Linked DNA regions of Homo sapiens: region 1 is linked to region 2. A link is a contact called in ENCODE Hi-C or POLR2A ChIA-PET data. All regions are on one chromosome and are shown on one strand. The core of a region is the stretch at or near the end of the contact, and the rest is flanking DNA. Distances in the headings are between cores, read along the strand shown. Region 1 has its middle 22 kb from the start of LINC01395. Region 2 overlaps ARHGAP32 (Rho GTPase activating protein 32).

Region 1 (2,700 bases), core at 39-2,538, 500 kb before region 2:
TGCCCAGGTAGCCTCGGTTGGGCTCCACTATCCCTGCTCCAGTACCCACTCCCAGCACTTAAGAATGTCTCCTGTCTGGCTCCAGCATGAAGGTAACAGAGAAGGAAGATCTGGATTTCCGGCAGATTAAGTGGAGGAGAGAAGAGAGGGACCGAGGAAGAAAAAAAAGGCCGTGGACAAATGAAAACTGTCTTGTGAACATAAAGTGATTGACATAGATCACATCACCTGGATTATGATGATTTAAAAGGCAGTTCACACACAGAAATCCCAGAAAGGTTTAGAGCAAAATAATGACTTTCAGAGAAGACTGTGAATTTGGATCTCTACATTCCAGTACACTTATGGGGGAAAAGAAAGTGCTTTTAACTTACAAGTATTCTGAATAGTCACTCTTTCGGAGTCTTTTTTTTTTTAATTGGAAAGTAACATTTTTCCATTAGAGGATTCAATTCTACTACTGCTGCAAAAGAATTATTTCTGGAGTCAGAATCAAATCAACCTTTATAATCAGTCTAATGAGTCAGACCCACTGATATATATTAGTGGACCTGGCTTCTGTTCTAGGTCAGGAACTGAGAGCTCCTGACACTTTGTAATAGTGTAATAGGGGATAAAATGTCAGAAATTTCAGTGAAAATGGAGGTTAAGTTGTGCATTTTAAAAGCAATTTTTAGGTATAAGGTAGTAAGTAGCTAGTACTTATGTGCCAGCAGTTCAGAAAGCAAAACCCAATGGCCAATTATTCTTTGCTTTGTACATTTGGGGACTATAAGCAGACGGACACTAAGGAGCACACATCCCTGGATTTATTTCTCAAAACATATCGCACATTCCTAATTTTCCTCACAGATCTTTTTAAAGATTACTCTCAGAATGTGCCCAAAGAGTCCCTGAACAAATGCTATTCATTTTGGTAAATATAACAAAAATCATTAGAAGATATCAGCATTTTAAATAGCGATTATAATCCGGTGGTTGACTTCTGTATTGCCCTGTTCGGTATCTATATGTTTTGTAAAGGCTTACATTGACTTGTTTACAGATATACCATTTGCATTTAGCTAATTGTGACGTCTGTGGTCATTTTCTATAAAGAGGTTGGTCTTTAAGCTGTTGGTAATGAATGTGGCTTAGTTTCTACTGGAAAATCTGATTCAGCTTACATCATTTTGACTTATAGCACCTTTGCCAGGAATGAAATCTAAGAGTGCAAGACTGCCTTGTTTTTCCCCAGGTCTGCAGAGGCCTGTTGCTTTTAATGGGTTGTGTGTAGGACACAAGGATGTGACTCATCTATCCACTTAAGAGTCATAAAACAGTAATGCAGACAGCTCAGCGTCAGTCATAACGTTCATTGTATGCACCATACTGAATGGGCATTACCATTTAGTTTTTGTTATTTTACAGGAAAGTGGGCATTGGTACCCAGTGGACAAACAAAATATTTATTAAGCTTATTGTCATCAATGTCATTAATATAACTGTTTTCAGTGAGCGTAGAACAAGTGTGTGGAGCTATTTGTTGTCAACTGAACATCCCTGCCACCCCTTCTAATGTCTCCCTGCTCCATGGAAGAGAAATCAGGACTGTAGTTGTAATTTGCAGAATTCTCTTCTCTGTGAGGTTCAGGAGAGACCATCCAGGAAGACGCACTTGTATGAGGAAGGAGGAAGGCAAGGCCAGTATTCTCCAGTGGCAGTTGTAGGCACACGCATGGAGAGATGTAAGGTTCAAAGCAGCTTTCAGATGAACTTTTGGAGAATTGCCTTTTGTGCTACGAGAGGGGATAGATGTCTAGAGCATCTCTCGACTCACAAGTTTTGCAGTTTTCCAGGTGAGCTCCTGGGAATCGTGTGCTTCAGTGCTCCAAGCAGAGTGTTAACAATGGCCTCCTTGACCTTTGCTTCCCTAACAGTTGCAGAAGCTTCACTTTCTTGTCTAAAACTATTAATATTTGGAAGACACAGAGTGGCTTCTATTTTCCTGATAAAAACGTGGCTGATATAAGAAGTAATTATTTAAAAATTAATAAAAAATTAGAAAAGGTAGAATGCATAAATCATAGATTAAAATAAACTGCCAGTGGGCTATGGTTACTATAAAAATAAGATGGTCAAAGGCTGATCAAATGGAAGAATGAATAAATAAAAGTCATTCAAATAATCAATCAATTATAGAACAATCAATTAAATATATTAAATATTAAGTTTATGTAATTATAATTTATCTATTATGTACATATTATATTTAATCTGTAAATATATATGATATATATATAACAACTAGGAATCTAGATTCGGTATCACACGATTAGTACCAAGCATGAAGTGAGCACAGCAAGCAGGAAGTAAGGCCAGGATGAAAGAACACATCCCAGCTAGAAACAGGAAATTAGAAGTTTGATTCACTTATTTATTCATGCAACAAATATTTTTGAGCACTTTCTACCCCAAGTACTGTGCTAAATGGTGGAGGATGCAACAAGAACAAGATAAACGGGTAACTGCTCTTGAGGTGCTTATGCTCTACTTGGGAATATGGACAAGTGAATAGCCAACTGTCATTGAGTGTGATGCGTGTCATGATGAGAGAAGTACATCGTGTTGTAGGAACACCTAGAGGCAGGAAGTAGGGTGTGGGGTGGGGAGGAAAAAAGACTTCCTGAGAAAGTGGCTTCTAAGCTGAGACTTGAAGGA
Region 2 (2,700 bases), core at 196-2,695:
ATTATTATGCTAATGGTGCTTTCTAATAGTTTTTTCCAAATTATTTTAAATATCGCCTCCGAATAATTTTTCCCTGTGGTTAATTGGCTCTCTGAGGAGATATTTTCTAGAAGTGAAGTTTAAGGCAACACCCTTGCTGCAGAAGAGCTAGTTTTATAATCACTTTCAGAAATCATGTTTTTTCCTTCAGTCTTCTCATCCTGTTGTTCCCACTCAAAATAGAGAATTGAATAAGAATAGTGATACAATTTACCCTTGGGGCTTATTTGATGGCTATTTCTGTGTTTGTGAATTACCAGCTACTGAAATTTACCTGTCACCTTCTTTGATTCCTGTTTCTGGTTTTTGGCACTTCCACATTGGTGGTGCTAGATAACACATGGGAGGATGTGTTCCTGAGCCTGGTCTGTGGTGCCCAGATATTAAGACATTAGGAAATATTCCCCATTTAGCACTATTTTTAGTTCAGAGCTCTTGAGTTTTCTTATATGTGAAGTGTTTTTTTAGTAAAATTGCTAGGCTGTTATCAAGTCTGATGGAGGTGCATAACGCTGAAAAGAATTTTGAGAGAAACCACTAAACAGCATTCACAGATTCGATTTAGAAAGTGTCTGTGTATTTTAAATAATTATTGCCATATTCTGTGGAGACTCATACCTGAACTCACAATATATAAACATGTAAAAGCCTAATTATTTTTTTCCTTAGTACTGTACAGTGATGATTTTTCTAAGGACCTGCAACAATTTTGAATAAGTAAAGAAAATTGTAGTTTGTTTTTAGCATTAAGTCTATTTTGTTATATCAAAATTCTTTTGCGGATATTCACACATGTAACTCAGTTATTTGAATTCCTTGTGACATACTTATTTTTTAAGAATCACTTTAGTAACATTGTTGTTCAAAATAATATAACACAGTTTTAATAAATCTATCTTTCTGATGGTACAATAGTTTCCTTCCATCCAAGGGGAATATGTTCCAAGACCCCCAGTGGATGCCTGAAACTGCAGATAGTAATGAACACTATATATACTGTGGTTTTTCTAGTACATATGTACTTGATAAACTTTAATTTATAAATTAGGCACAGTAAGAGATTTACAATAACTAATATAAAACAGAACAGTTATAATGATATACTGTTCACAGTTTCATGGATAGAAGGTTCATTCTTCCTGTAGATCTCAGCAGCCTCAGTGTATGATTTCTTTTCTTTCCTTATTAAGTTGAGAACTTCACCTTTTCACTTACAGAAGCACTTTCCAGCTCCTCTTTGTCATATCCATGTTGGCAGCATCACTCCTCTTGTGCTTTGGGGCTATTATTAAGTCAAAGAAGCGTGAGTTGAATACAAGCACTGCAATACCATGAGAGTTGGTCTGGTCACTGAGATGACTCCCAAGTGAGTCACCGGCGGGTAGTCCACAGTGTAGATGCACTGGACAAAGGAATGATTCATGTTCCAGGCGGGACGGAGTGGGGCGGTGCGGGACTGTGTGAGATTTCATCACATTACTCAGAACTGCATGCAGTTTAAAACTTATACATTGTTTTTTTCAGGAATTTTCCATTTAGTATTTTTTGACCGAGGTTGACCATGGGTAACTGAAACTGTGAAAAGTGAAATAACAGATAAAGGAGGACTACTTATTGGATTTCCCCTACATTGTCTCTGTTCTTTTTAAGAAAGGGGACAATACTTAGACCAATGGTAAAATCTTCTAAAACATGTCATTTCAGAAATTCATTATGTGTGTTTCTTATGGTTAAACTGCAGGAAACTGGCAGTCCTGTTTGCCTTTCTTGACAGCACAAATTTTGTATCAAAATCTCGTTTATTCAGTTGATTATATATATATATATATGCAGTTTTACCAGCATATAGACAGCTGCTATTTTTTTTTCTATTTAAGAGGCCAAATTTTTTTCCCCTTCATCACTATATTTTAAGCAGAAATGATATTTTTGTCACCATTTCAAGAAATATTTATAACATTAATCTAAAGCTTCTGTGACCTCTGTCAAATTCTGACTACAAATGATAAAGATAATACAATAAATAAAATTTGAATCTGTTAAAAAAAGTGAAAAGTGGCAAAAAGTCACTTTTTCCTCAGAATTATTTTCAGATGCTTTTTGTTAGCCTTATACAGAAAGAACACTTTGATCAAGTCTTATTATACTTTCCCCATGCATATTTTAGTGGTTTTTTTTTTTCCTTTAAGAAAAAGAGCAATCCTGGTCCACTTTGATAGCAGCATATACTTAACACTGATTGCATTTTGATGTCCTTTATGAATGTGTATTGGGTGATATTATTTCTGATTTTCCATGGCAATTTCAGATGTTTTATTGTTCTTAATTATTAACTACTCATTTTGATTAGTAGTTTGCCTTTCATGACAGTACAAATTTAGTATTGAAACCTTGTTTATTCAGTTGATCTCATGTATATAAATATACATATGTATGTTATTTGACTACGGTGCCTTGTCAAAGTATGAGAGCGTTTTATGTAAATGAACCTGTACTGTATATGTAATTATGTCTGTACTGTTCAGTAATTAATGTCATAGATCTGGAGTTGGGACATCCTACCTTCTGTCTGCTCTGTTCTCTACTGTAGGAGGCCGATCCTGGCAAATAACATTTCTCAGGCTCCTTTGCCAGCAGGCTTTTGGCTCGGTTTGGCAAATG

The links. Hi-C counts contacts between places; a loop is a spot of excess contacts on that map. ChIA-PET counts read pairs that join two places held with the same protein, here RNA polymerase II (POLR2A). Pooled maps may share reads with other maps.
Region 1: a loop to region 2 is called in a map of endothelial cell of umbilical vein, with 9 times the contacts of the local background. The contact joins two enhancer-like sites. A Hi-C loop is called at or near these places in 1 of 168 maps with a recorded cell type or tissue (endothelial cell of umbilical vein) and 1 of 50 pooled maps. POLR2A ChIA-PET finds 5 or more read pairs at or near these places in 2 of 52 experiments (Panc1 and activated naive CD4-positive, alpha-beta T cell).

What each region holds. Positions count from the first base shown.
Region 1 is chr11:129,638,084-129,640,783 of GRCh38, reverse strand. No RefSeq gene overlaps it. Among named protein-coding and RNA genes, the nearest start is that of LINC01395, 22 kb to the right of the region's middle. RefSeq lists an enhancer at 405-1,604. Within about 2 kb of position 1,288, at least 4 of the 41 ENCODE cell types and tissues checked have a DNase peak (open chromatin) inside an H3K27ac peak, as active enhancers do; they include Panc1, where a contact is called at or near this core.
Region 2 is chr11:129,142,241-129,144,940 of GRCh38, reverse strand. The region is part of intron 2 of ARHGAP32 (Rho GTPase activating protein 32); the gene reads left to right. Among named protein-coding and RNA genes, the nearest start is that of ARHGAP32, 49 kb to the left of the region's middle. RefSeq lists an enhancer at 1,000-2,199. Within about 2 kb of position 1,445, at least 9 of the 41 ENCODE cell types and tissues checked have a DNase peak (open chromatin) inside an H3K27ac peak, as active enhancers do; they include Panc1, where a contact is called at or near this core.